2 separate regions of the Mus musculus genome follow, and region 2 is linked to region 1. A link is a contact called in ENCODE Hi-C data. All regions are on one chromosome and are shown on one strand. Each heading gives the region's core, a stretch centred on a gene start or an enhancer-like site at or near the end of the contact. The rest is flanking DNA. Distances are from core to core; before and after follow the strand shown.

Region 1 (6,857 bases), core at 1,612-4,111:
GCAGATTTCTGAGTTCAAGGGCAGCCTGGTCTACAAAGTGAGTTCCAGGACAGCTAGGGCTACACAGAGAAACCCTGTCTCGAAAAAAACATTAAAAAAAAAAAAGTATTGTTTTTTTCCAGATGTATCATCACTTTTTGTTGTGAATTCTTTGATCTGTTTTGAATTGCTTTTTGTACAATGTGAAAAGTATGAATGAATCTAGTTTCACCCTTTTTTTTCTTTTTCTTTTTAAGATTTATTTATTATATGTAAGTACACTGTAGCTGTCTTCAGACACACCAGAAGAGGGTGTCAGATCTTGTTACAGATGGTTGTGAGCCACCATGTGGTTGCTGGGATTTGAACTCCGGACCTTTGGAAGAGCAGTCGGGTGCTCTTACCCACTGAGCCATCTCACCAGCCCATCTAGTTTCATTCTTATGCAAGCAGATCTCCAGTTTGCTAGTACCGATTAATGAATGTTATCTTTTTCCCCCAAAGCATATTTGTTGGTTCCCTTGAAAAATCAAGTGGGCGTTTCCTCACCATTTCATTTCCAGGTCCTCCATTCCTTTAGTCTGACTGTTTTTACACCAGTACCAGGCTGTCGTTATCACTAATAAAGTATAATTTGAGGTCAGGTGTTATAATTCTCCTTGCTGTGTTCTTATTTCTCAGGATTGCTTTGGCTATTTGTGATAGCCCCTCATTTCTGGTTCCAAATGAATTTGGAATTCATTTGGCATTTTTCTAAATTCTTTCTAAATTCTAAATTCTAAATTTCTAAATTTCTAAATTTCTAAATTCTAAATTTTCTAAATTCTTGAACTATGATATCAAAATTCATATTATAATAGAAGATTATAATATGTAGATTAATTGCAGTAGGACAGCCATTTTCACAATACTAATTCTACCAAGCCACCAGGAGCATGGGAGATCTTTAGGTAACTTTCTCCAAGAAAGATAAGGGAAATTAACAAAATGGAGATGAAGAACTTTTAGCAATCACACTTCCTCTGTTGTAATTTTAAAAATACCTGCACTTGCCAGGCATGGTGGTGCACGCCTTTAATCCCAGCACTTGGGAGGCAGAGGCAGGTGGATTTCTTGAGTTCAAGGCCAGCCTGGTCTACAAAGTGAGTTCCAGGACAGCCAGGGCTATACAGAGAAACACTGTCTCAAAAACAAAACCATAAAACAAAAAACACAAAACAAAACAAATACCCGCACTTATATTTCTCCAACAGCAGCTGGTATTTCCCTGGTGGTAATAAGGGGGCGAGGCGCTTCCAGGAACAATAGGGTAAATAAACCACAGGGTTCTGAAGCAGTTTTACTCATCCCCCACCCCCATTTTTTTTGATATGATTACTATTGCATTAAAATGAGTATGACCCAATGTAAACTGTAACACACCATGTATGGACAAGATGAGACTTTTCACTTTGTTCCAAGCTAAGGAGACATGTTCCAACTTTAGTGGTTCTCTGGTGAAAATGATTAACATGCTCAGGACAACTTAGCAATACCTGGAGATAAATTAAGTAACACAAGGGTTGCAAGTGGAATAGCCCAAACTGGAAGAGCCTTTACACAATTGAAAAATCATCAAAACACCCAAAGTCAAATTAATTACTTCCCCCTATACTCAAGCAAAAGAGGCTGTGTCGACAATTTGCAGCCTTAGAGAACAAGTGTTTGGAAACAATGTCTAAGCACTTAAGAACTCCATTAATTCACAGGCCTGTGTGAAGATCTGACATAAGCACCAACCCACCCGCTTTGACATATGCACTCATCCCTGACCCCGCCTAAAGAGAAAGGAAAAAAGGATATTATTGCTTTCATTAACCTCTGCACCTCCCCCCCTTAAAGATTTATTTATTTATCTTTATGCATAGGAGTACACCACCATTGCTTCCTTCAGACACACCAGAAGAGGGCACTAGACCCCATCACAGATGTTTGTGAGCCACCATGTGGTTGCTGGGAAATGAACTCAGGACCTCTGGAAGAGCAGACAGTGCTCTCAACCGCCTAGCTATCTCTCCAGCCCTGCACTTTGTCCCTTAACTCGGGTAGAGATGTAGCCACTGTCCTCCTCCCTCAAGACAAATCTTTTTTCCTGTACCATAGGTCAGCACATGGCCAGTCTGATTAGATACAAGAAGCCAGTAGGCAAGAAAAGCTGAGGAGATGGACGGCTTGCCTGCAGGCGGGACACGGACTGGCAGGCCCGGGCTCGCAATCCAGCGAGGGGACACTGCCAACTCCGGGTCCCGCGAGCCCTGACCGTCCCCGGGCCGACCCTAATCTGCTCTCTCTCGGCACGAAAACAAAACCCTTTGCTTGTGATCCGAGCCATGGGGAAGCTGCAGGAGGAAAACGGGTGCAAGGAGGCGCCAGGCTGGGCGACGAAGTGAGACTGGCTGCAAATAAGAAAATCATAGTTAATCCCAGCACCCGGGAGGCAGAGGCAGGCGGAGCTCTGAGTTCGAGGCCAGCCTGGTCTACAGAGTGAGTTCCAGGACTGTCAGGGCTACACAGTGAAAGCCTGTCTTCAAAACAAAACAAAACAAAACAAGAAAAGAAAATCATAAATGGAGGAAATGCATTCCGGATCCCCAAATCACAGCAACCCTCCAGGAACTACAAGGGTTGTCTAGACAACCGCTGGCCACCGGAGCCGGAAGTGGGCCCGCCCCTTCCTTAGGCGCGCCGGAAGTTGGGGCTTCCGGGGAGAAGTTCCCTCCCATTTCCCAAGGCCGGCGGAGCCCACGGCTTCCCAGGACTTGCCTGCTTGACACAACTTTTCTTTCTCTCTGCTCTGAGAGCCTCCTCCCGCGGCTTCCTTCCTTAAGCTCGTCGCAGAAGGGTCACGTGACGTCCCACGTAACGGAGGACGGAGCGCGTCCTCCGTTATTGCCATTTGCAGGCGCCTAAAAGGTGCCCCCGGGCGGTGACGTATAACTCGCGCGCCGGCTGAGGAAGGGAAGGGCCAGCCTCCGCAGCCATCGGGTCTCCACGCCGGCGTCTCTTGCCCGGCACGAGTGCTGCGGAATGGAGCTGGTCGCCGGCAGCTACGAGCAGGTCCTGTTTGGGTTCACGGTACAGCGCGGGCCCGCGAAGAGTGGCCATCAGGAGGTGAGGCAGCGCGAGCCCCGGGGCTGCGGGGGACAGGCGGGCTGGTCCTTCCGGGGCAGGACCGTGGAGGTTGTTATTTATCGCTGGTTCTCTATGGGTCTTGGATGGCGGACTTTGTTGGAAAACGGACAGGTTTATGCAGCTAATCCCAGCTCTCGAGAGGTTGAGGCAGGAGGAGAGTGAGCTCAGAGCTTGTGTGGAAAGATCCTGCTCTTTACAGAGTAGAGGCTTCTCAGAATTGAAATAATATTTACTTGCTATAGTAGATAAAATGTCTACAGTAGGTAACGAGGAATGTTCATCTCTGTCGGGAGTGGATGAATGGCTGCCAGAAGTGGTTGGGGCCAACGTAGGGAGGTGACGGAGAGAGGAGGGCTAATGCTTGCAGAAATGAAGTTTGATGGGAGGAATGACTGATTGCTTTTTTTTTCCTTGAAAGGTAACTATAGTTGACAGCATTAATTGTGTATTTTAAACTAGCTACTACAGCGTATTTTGAACCAGCTCAAAAGGGGTTGCCTTTTTCATATCTGATCTATGTATGCATTCAAATATCCCATTGTGCTCCATAAATATATACAGTTATTATCTGATAATTTAAAAGGTTAAGAAAAACCTTAAAGCATTCCTAAGGCATGAAAAAATAAGGTGTGCATTTAAGCTGACAATGATTGTAGTTCTTAAAGTTCTAATGTAAAAATAACTTCACCTTTCACTGAGTTTCTGTCCTGATTAACAAACTACTATAGGACTGGAGACATGACTCAGCGGTTAAGAGCGCTGGCTGGACTGGAGACATGGCTTAGCGGTTAAGAGCACTGGCTGTTCTTCCAGAGGGTCCTGGTTCAGTTCCCAGCACCTACACGGCAGCTCACAACTGTTTGTTAACTCCTGTTCGAAGGGATCTAATATCCTCCTACAGGCATACATACAGTCAAAACACCAATCTACATAAAATAAAAATACATTATACACAAAAGAACTACTACAGCTGGCCTGGGATGAAGAAAGTGATGCAGATTCACTGTTTATCGTCCACCTACTGTGGGTAGGGCGAAAGGTGCCAGAGGTGTGAGCCCTGCTGTTGTGGCCTTCTTGGTTGAAGGGATGGTGAACAAGCGAAGAGAGAAACACATGGAGGTTAAGTGTAGCACAGTATGAAATTTATTTTTGTCTGGTATGGCAAGAAGATACAGGTAATTGCCAACATAGTAGTCAGACAGTAAAGGGGATTAGAAGTGTCATCTATCAGGGCAGTGGCCCCACCCGTAATCCCAGCACTCAGGAGGCAGAGGTAGGCGGATCTCTGAGTTCCAGGACAGCCTGGTTTACACAGAGAAATTCTGTCTTGAAAAACAAAAAAGAATGATTATTTCTTGAACAGTTCTACTTATCACTTACTGATCTGTTTTGTCGAAAATTCCTTAGTGCCTGTTGTGGTTGGGTTTCTCCCTCCCTCCCTCTTTCTTTCTTTCTCTCTCTCTCTCTCTCTCTCTCTCTTTCTTTCTTTCTTGGTTTCTCCCTCCCTCCCTCCCTCCCTCCCTCCCTCCCTCCCTCCCTCCCTCCTTCCCTCCCTCCCTCCTTCCCTCCTTCCTTCCCTTCCATATACATAAGTACACTGTAGATGTTTACAGACACACCAGAAGAGACCAGAAGAGGGCATTGGATCCCTTTACAGATGGTTGCGAGCCACCATGTGGTTGCTGGGAATTGAATTTAGGACCTCTGGAAGAGCAATTAGTCCTCGTAGCCTCTGAGCCATCTCTTCAGTGCATGGTTGGGGTTTCTTTAGTATACTCATTCCAGATATACAGCAGCCCTGAGACTGATACAACCATTCTCATTTTATAGATGAACATTTGGGAGGTTCATAGGGCAAGAGACACTCCAGGCGTCATGGTTTGTGAGTCCGACATGTCAAGATGGTCCCCAGGCTTATGCTGTTAACAGTTCCAGGTGCTGCTTCTAAACCCAGCCAGTAGCCAGCATAACCAGTATCACATACATTACATAAATATGTAATCTGAACAGTGCTTTGACATAAGCTGTAACGTGTTTGAATCAGGTGGCTCATATCTGTAATCAGGAGGCTGAGGCAGGAGGATTCAGTTTAAAATTTAGGCCAGCTGTGCTGCATATGTATTTAATCCCAGCACTTGGGAGGACAGTCATAGCTACAAAGTGAGACCCTGTCTCACAGGGCGAGGCGGGGGGATGGGGGTGAAGGGGGGAGAGAGAAGAGAGAAGGTGAGAAGAGGCGAGGGCTAGAGCGAAAGAAACTTAAAAGTATGACCATAACTACCATTGTGTCTTGACTGAAAGGAGGCCTGTTGCTCCTGACTAATGAATGGACTATCTGCTCTTATAGTTCTTTTTTTTCTTTTTAAGATTTATTTATCTATTATATGTAAGTGCACTGTAGCTGTAGTCACACACACTAGAAGAGGGTGTCAGAGCTCGTTGCGGATGGTTGTGAGCCACCATGTGGTTGCTGGGATTTGAACTCAGGACCTTTGGAAGAGCAGCCAGTGCTCTTAACTGATGAGCCATCTCTCCAGCCCTCCTATAGTTCTTTAAGGTGTGATATGTAGTGATTAACTTTAAAGTAGAGAACTTTGCTGGTTGGTTTTGGTTTTGAGTTTGTTTGGTTAATAAATTTTCTCTTGTAACTCCTTCCATTTGAAGAGCGCTGCATGTGTGTGCGTGCCTTCTCCTGTTCTTTGTACTGATCCAGTCATCATTCTCAAACCAGAAGTGTACGGTAAAGAGAGTCTGCTTCCCGAGCCGTATTACTAGCAGTTCTCTCGGGCTCACGGTAGTACTTAGGAAAATATGCCCATACGGTCCTATTTTTTTCTTTATAGGGCTTATGTTTATTTCTGTGTAGCGTCACATTAACTTGTTTTCTATCTCTTTCCTTAAAGTGGAAGTTGTATTTGAATACAGACCTCTGTTTTTTGCTTTTTTCTACTACCCATAGTGGTATCAAGCACATAGAATAGAATAGTTACATAGACATAGAAAAAGGAGCAGTTGTTATTGGAATTAATCCACATAAAAAGTTGAACATTTGAATGAATGACTGATGTGTAAGTCTATGGCCGTCTACATTACCGGGATCTGGAGGTGTGTTACTGAGTTCACGTCCTTTCAATACGCTCCTTAGTCAGGTCTTTGGCCCTTCTTGGTCCCTCTAATCTGTGTATTAGTACATAGTTTTCTCCCCTCGCAGGGTCCACTGCTTGCTTTGATGGGTAGCGGCACTGTATTCTCAGAGAGCTGTGATATGACTGTGCTGTTGACGATGTCCCCTTCCTTCTCAGACATGGACTCCTGTGGCTGATTTCACTCACCACTCGCACACTGCCTCCCTGTCGGTGCTGGCCTCCAACAGTCGCTATGTAGTCTCTGGCAGCAAAGATGAGACGATTCACATTTATGACATGAAAAGGAAGGTGGAGCATGGGGCTCTGGTGCATCACGCTGGTACGTTTGTCTCCGTGCTCTGTTGCTGCGAGGAGACGCCATGATCGAGGCATCTCTTATAAAAGAGAGTGTTCAGTTTTTTGAGGGCTTAGTCCGTTATGGGAGGGGAGACAGAGAGAGGCGGGGGGTGGGGGAGGGAGAGAGGTGTCTTTGCAGGTTTTCTGGCTGGCAGGGAAACAAAGAGTGAACTGCAGCTCAGCGTGGTTTAGGTAACTGGTGCTGGGCCAAACTATGAGAGTCGG
Region 2 (6,857 bases), core at 2,534-5,033, 600 kb after region 1:
CTCTGATGTGGGTGCTGGGAGACAGCACTCCCTTTCTGCACAAGAGTAGCGAGTGCTTTACCTGCCTGCTGAACAAACTCTCCAGCTCCCAACCTTTTGTTTTCAAAGCAAACAGTCAATGAGGTTTTGTCAGGCTGGGTCTTCTGCCGGTTGTGATTTCAGAGCCTTCACACTGACACTTAGAGCTTTTCCATGACCCCCCCCCCTCCGTGGCTCCTCTACTCTGCTAGGTGGGCAGCGGTCTCTGCCTTAGGGGGCGTGACTGGCTGAAACAAATGCTACAAGCGGGTTGTTTAATGTATTTCCCATCGTTCTGGAGGCTGGGAGATGCACATAAGGGTGCCACCAGACTCCGTGTTTATTGTGGGACCTTTCCTTTGCAGAGAAGCATCTTGCTGATGCATTACAAGGATGAGAAAGCTTCTCTCTCATCTTTTCTAATAGGGTCATCAATCCCATCCATGTCAAGACCTCATAATAATTTGGGAGGTCCATCAATCTGGAGAGATACAAGCAGTCAGTACACAGCACGGTCTATGCTGCTGTTCATGTTATTCAGGTCTATTGTACATTTTTGAGGTCAGACCCACGCTTTTCACAGGACAGGGAAGGAAATTACAAAAAATAAAAATGATGTTTAAATATGTCGATTTTTTTCTCATTCTTCACAGCTAGAGTTGATGTTACTTCACCTGGTGAGAAATTGGGAATGATTCATAAAGGCCTGTAAGTGAGTTTGGCTGAGGAACAGTGAGTAGCTGGGGTGCAGTGGAGGGAGGGAGGGCCCTTCTTAGAAGAGTTTTGAGCCACAGGACTCCAGTTATAATTTTCAAAGTAGGAAAACATAAGTAGATGCTTTCCTTTCAGGAGACTCCTTCACAAGTTCCTTTTGCTTGTTCTTTAGAAGAAATATTTACAGGGCAGCAATTTTCATCTGGTTTCAAAAAGTAGCCATATTTAAATGTGACAGCAATAAAAAACAAAACAAAACAAAACAAAAAAAACCCTAGCACCTCATGTTATCTATAGATCCAGATTCCATTCTGAATGCGTAAACACCTACGTGTTAAGTGCTCTGATCCTCAAAATAACTCAAGAAATATTGCAATGAAATGTAAGTATAATGTAATATGTTCTCTACAGTGAGTGACATATGAAATACATGAATATATATAAAAACTGAAGTAGATAAGGAAATATTAAGATGTACAAGTAGTGAAACTGAAACTTAGTGATTACTAACCCATTGTAGTTAAGTGTTCACATTAGCTAATGCAGTCAAACTAGGGCTAGAACCAGACACTTAGGTTTTACGAGTGACAAAATATTCAATCCGCTGCGCTATGATCGGGAAAGCAGGAAACAGTTATGAGGAAGTGGGGATGTTCGAATCTTAGATTGTTTGGAGTGAATGGACAATAGATTCTCAACCGAAATGTTTTATCAGTTGCAGTGATAGTATCGGAAACAATCATAGAGCCAACCTCAAACGTCGTCGTATAGGATTTTCCTTTAGACGGGAACGCTTCTCCTTGGACGGATGTAGAGGGACTCACAAGAAAGTTACAAAAACTCACAACAACAGAGTTAGAAGCCTTACATAATCTTCCTGAGGTTACATAAGCAGTAAACATTTGCTGGGGTAAAGACTCTTGTGTGGGCAGGCTCATGTGTGTGAGGCAGATGAGGAGGGCCTATCTGTCCATCAGGCGATAGGCAGCTGTTAACTACTATCAACATACTGCTAAAACACATTATGAACACCATTACTGTTAATGGTAATTTCTTAAATTATGGGCTCTCTTTCCAATATTCATCTACTAATAAAGATGTTGGGGATGGGTTAGTTTGACCATTTGGCAGGTGTTGACTCTCCCTTGTATCTCTGTCAGCCTTGAGCAAAAGGACTGCCAGCCAAGCAGCCGCTCTACCAGCACCAAGTATCTGGAACAATCCATGGATGCCTTAGGAAGGGAGCTTCAAACAGCTTGCCCTGTACTGTTTGCTATACAGCCCTTGATAGACTCTAGCTGATCCTGCAACTGCTTCTGCCTAGGGCAGCAGTTTTTCCTGGCAGCCTAGTAGTAGGATGGGTGTTGCTGATACAAAAGGGACCTCTGTGTAGTTGGTGCAACCACAGCCCTCCATTAGCATGAGTGATTTTCTGCGGTTGTTACAAACATCTCTTCTTTGGCTAGTTAAGCAGGTTTTCTGGTTCATTTTGTAAGCTGACGACAGGAGAGTTTAACATGTCCTTCGGAGGCTTGGCTATATCTGTCAGTGAATGTGCTCATGTTACCTAATAATGTTAAATCCCTTCGCAGCACCATGAGGTTAACTTCCCATTCTGAACTTTAATTCAGACTAGAAAGATAGGACATATACTATGGCTGCCAGGAAGAATTTAAAAAAATAGGAGAAGAAGAAGAAGAAGAAGAAGAAGAAGAAGAAGAAGAAGAAGAACAACAACAACAACAACAACAACAAAGAAAGAAATGAAGCCCCTTCTTTATCTAAAATGAATTTGATGTTAAACTCATTTATGTCTGATAGTCTATACTCCTGAATTGACATTTAATTCAGCCATTGAACCCTACACCATAGTAGGTTTTAGTACGGTTCCTCTTAATGACGCCCAAACTTTTTTCTATATTGTGGGAGCAAAACAAAAACATGCATAAATATAAACCTGCATATACATTATTGTCATTTTTAAGGTGCTCACCAAAAGCAACAATATTTAGGCAATTCGAATCTTCAGTTACTGGGCAAAAACACTTGATTGGCTTAGCTATTCTTTCTTCACTTCCTTCTGTAAACTTTAGCAGCAGAGTATTTGGAAAAAGATGGAATTGGGCGAGGGGGATGGGGTGAGGAGCACTAACGTTTTTTATGCAAACACGATTTTTTTTTTTTTAATTTCAAGTTAAAAGGTTTCAAACATCAAGGAAGACTGTAACTAGCATAACTGGAGTTAAGATGCTTCTGAGGCTGACCTTGGATTTGAAGGACAGGGAGACGAAGCTGAGTTAGTTTAAGTGCTGGGGAGATTCACAATTTTAGATGAAAAGAGTCCTATCTGGAAGAAGCGCTAGAGCCAGCCTTGGCCAGGAGGATTCATTCGGACACCTACGGGGCCCTGCGTCAATAAGTGGTTTCAGATCCTGCAGCTAAGGGGAGTTCGTATTTTACTGCTGGCCGGCCAGAAGACTGGCTGAAATGACAAAGAGGATCTATTTCTGTTTTAGTAGATTTAGCAAAGGGAGGGGCGTATCCAGGTCACTGGACGCACTCTCAGACAACCCTACAAATGAAATCTTGAGCATTTACACCTTTGCAAAAAGTTGCTCGCAGACGCCCTCACGGAGAGGGAAGGATCTGGAGCAGCGAAGCGCAGGCTCCAAAAATCCTGGCAGCTCCCGGGACCTATACACAGCTCTCTCATCCCCGCCCAGCTCACCGGTTTCAGGTTTCCGGGGGCGCGCAGTCAGGAGGGGGCGAGGGGCTTGGAGTCTGTTCCCTCGGAGCAGCCAATGAGCGGCGAGACCCAGCGGTGGCGCCAGTGACGTAGGTGGCGCTCCCTCCGCCCCACTGCGGGCGGACGCTGGGAGCCGACGACAGCCTGAGCTCCCGGGTGCCTAGGGCGGCGCGCGCGCGCGCGCGAGGAGCGGGGGGGAGGCAGTGCGCGTGCGCAGCCGCTCACCCCCGGGGAGGCGGGGCCGAGGAGCGGACACGCGCATGCGCGCGCCCCGGGGCGGTCGCGGGCGGAGGGGGCGGCTCCTCGAGTGTTGGCTACCCAAAGGCCGAGCGGCAGGCGGGCGGCAGGTGCCGCGGCCGGGCGCCGCTGCCTCGTCGCGCGTCCCCGCGATGAGCCTCGTCTCGCGGCCTGCCCCTGCCGGCTGCCGCTCCGCGCGGGCCTCACGGCGTGACCCGGGCCTCGTGGCGTGGCGGGCCCCCGCGGCGCGACGCGGGCCCTGAGCGGGAGCGGCGGTCCCTCCCGCGGCCCCAGGCCTCGCCCGCCAGCGCTCCTCGATGTCTCCCCGGCGGGGAGGACGCTGCCTGCGACACCCGCCGAGCGGCGCCCCCCGGAGCGCCCCGCTGCCGCCCCGCGGGGACGATGAGGGCGGAGGGCGCCGACCACTCGATGATCAACCTGTCGGTGCAGCAGGTCCTGAGCCTCTGGGCCCATGGCACGGTGCTGAGGAACCTCACGGGTAATGCGCCGGGCGGAGGGAGCGGTGGGGGACCCACTCCACGGGTGTTCGGGGCGTCCGCAAACCCGGCCCGGTGCGGGCCGCTGGAGCACGCGCGAGTCGCGCCAGTGCCCCGACTGGATCACAGTTCATGTTTCTGTCATTAACCCCCCCCCCCCCCCCCGCCTTTCCCCGTGCGCGCGCGCACGCACATACACCGCTTCTTGCAGTTTCGATCTTTTTTAGTCTTTCTTTCCTGGTTTAGCCCTTTTTCTTGCTGACAGATGTCAAACCAATTGCAGTACTCCTATTGCCTGCTCACCGTGATCACGGTGGACCGACCGTTCGTTCCTTTATTTGTTGAGAGAGAGAGAGAGATATGACTAAGTAGATAATAGCGGGGTCAGGGGCTGGACCAAGGTCTAGAGCAGTCGAAACAGTTGTCTTCTCTGCTATTTCCTTTTGTCTGGCTGTCTCCTGGCTTCAAGTTGCTGTATTTGTGAAATTGGAGAATTCTGTGTATTTCCCTTCATTAATCAATGTGATTGGGAATGGGGTTTAGCTACGTTATAGCATCAGGTTGTCAGAGTAAGCATTAGTACACATAATATGATTTCATATGCAGGTTTGCTTGTGAAGAAACTTCTGGTTTTCTCAGTGTGGAAGTGCTTAAACTCTTTTGAGTTCCGAGTTTTAAAAATAGCGTCTAAAGAGTAATATTGACTGGAAAGCAGTAGGGTCAACAGTTTGACTCCGGAGTAGCTGCTTTTGTGAAACCACAACCAAAACCCCAAACAAAAACTCAGTTCTTTAAAATGTCTTAACTCCAATTGAACGTTACTATTTCAAAATCTGTGTGATAGCAAATTAATAGTATGTAGTATACTTATAGGCAAAATCTGGCATGATACAGGGTTCATATGTTCAAGGAGAAAAATATAACGGCATTGCGTACCACCCAGATAAATTTTCAGGTTGCTTAATTCCTTACTTATGAAAACCACACCAGTAAAGGAGACCCTGGAGCCAGCAGAGGCGTCTTCTTAGTTGCATTTTTATAGTTCTGAAAAGTTAAATTTACATAAAGATCATCTCAAGATAGATCCCTTTATTTTACTTATGACCTTGTTCGTATTTGCCCACAGATTCACATTTATAAAGCATGAATTGTTTATTAAAGTACAATGATTAAAAACTTAGTGATATATATTGCCTGTATTAATGACCAGCTTGGCTCACTGAAGCTGTTTCGTATGTAGCTTGATAGTCAAGAGATGCTGTCTGCTGTGCCATGTACTGCTTAGCCTGTACTGCTTAGCCTGTCCAAAATAAGCAAGCAAATTCAGCTCCTAAGAGGAGACAATAAGCTCACCATTTACTGAGTATTACTCCAACTCTGCAAAGCATATACACAAAGCAATTCAGGCAAATTAAACTGCCCTAAGCCAGATAGTGAGCAAGTGGGCCTTCCGAACCAGTCTGCCTCCGAGTGTCTTCCCGTTACCACTGTACAGCTCTTCATTCAGCTTTGCCCTCTGCTCCATCAGACAGGGTGAATTTCTTGCTTCATCCTGCTACTTCTGCTCTTTGTACCTACTTCTGTTTTTAATCACATTATAATTTTTATCTCTTTTAGCTTGAATGTGTTTTGAGAGTAAGGTCTTTGTCTTGCTAAATTATGAGTCCTAGCATAATCTGGCACATAATAAGTGCTGAATCCATGTTTATTAAAGTGAGGTTGTGAAATAATACCTAATGCAGGATTTAAACCTGATGCTGTGTTGTAGTTCACTGGAGTAAACGTGCCCTTAAAGTACAATGGGGTGTTGAAGCAACTTTTGTACACAATCATCTCCCAGACTTGGAAGGCAGGCACGTGCCCACTGAATGCATTTGTATTCTGTGCTGAATTTTGGTTTCCATTTTTCTTTATTTGATATTTTCAACAGTTTTTGAGAGCTTGTTTATATTCACTTTACAGACATTGAAGCAGAGAGCAAGCTTATGTTTGGTAGCTAACATGAAAAAAATCTTTACATTTTCTGTTAATTCAGAAGACATTTGGCATCATAGCAAACTTGCAAGTAAAACAGATACTAAAAAGAAGCATAGTATAAAACAAGGCAGGCTATCTTGGATTATAGCTGAAGGAATTACAGAAGTCTAGGTATTAGGAACCTGGGTTAAATACCAAATCAAAGGGAAATAAACTCTTGCTTCTGTTCTTTGTACACACGAGCAAGTGTGATATTATTCTTTTCTTAGGATTTTACCTAAAAAGCAGGGGGTCTACCTTTGGAAAACAGTCTTATGTATGTGCTCCTTTGATAGGAATAAATGTAAACAGAGGAGAACTGGAAGCAGTAACCTAGAGCAGGCACTAGAGTCTCTGTGTCACTCTTAGCAGCCTGTGGTGAGCGATGTTGATCAGAGGCAGGGCCAGAGCCTGTCCCTGTCCCCACCCTCAGTTCCACGCCCATCCTTTCTGCCCCACATAGCTACTTAAGGCAGACAGGTCTGAGAGGTAGTAAGTCTTATGATACTTAAGATTAGCCTGGCACATATCTGTCCCAGCCTGAGGATATGTAAAGGTATCCCCAGTAGCTGGGCCCCATACATTCCAATATATCCCTCCATCTCTCTCTCTCTCTTCCCCCCCCTTCC

The links. Hi-C counts contacts between places; a loop is a spot of excess contacts on that map.
Region 2: a map of regulatory T cell shows a loop between it and region 1 (4-fold over the local background). The contact joins the promoter of Tmem170b here to the promoter of A730081D07Rik in region 1. A Hi-C loop is called at or near these places in 3 of 37 maps with a recorded cell type or tissue (T-helper 1 cell, T-helper 17 cell and regulatory T cell).

The regions. Positions count from the first base shown.
Region 1 is chr13:40,998,285-41,005,141 of GRCm38, forward strand. It overlaps A730081D07Rik (RIKEN cDNA A730081D07 gene), which reads right to left and starts at 2,862. Exons shown (of 5, transcript NR_155347.1): 1 at 2,782-2,862. It overlaps Pak1ip1 (PAK1 interacting protein 1), which reads left to right and starts at 2,726. Exons shown (of 10, transcript NM_026550.3): 1 at 2,726-3,129; 2 at 6,453-6,615. The coding sequence starts at 3,046.
Region 2 is chr13:41,602,099-41,608,955 of GRCm38, forward strand. It overlaps Tmem170b (transmembrane protein 170B), which reads left to right and starts at 3,784. Exons shown (of 3, transcript NM_001163572.2): 1 at 3,784-4,214. The coding sequence starts at 4,118. Gm32184 (a long non-coding RNA gene) reads right to left here and starts at 3,978. Exons shown (of 3, transcript XR_382252.4): 1 at 3,461-3,978.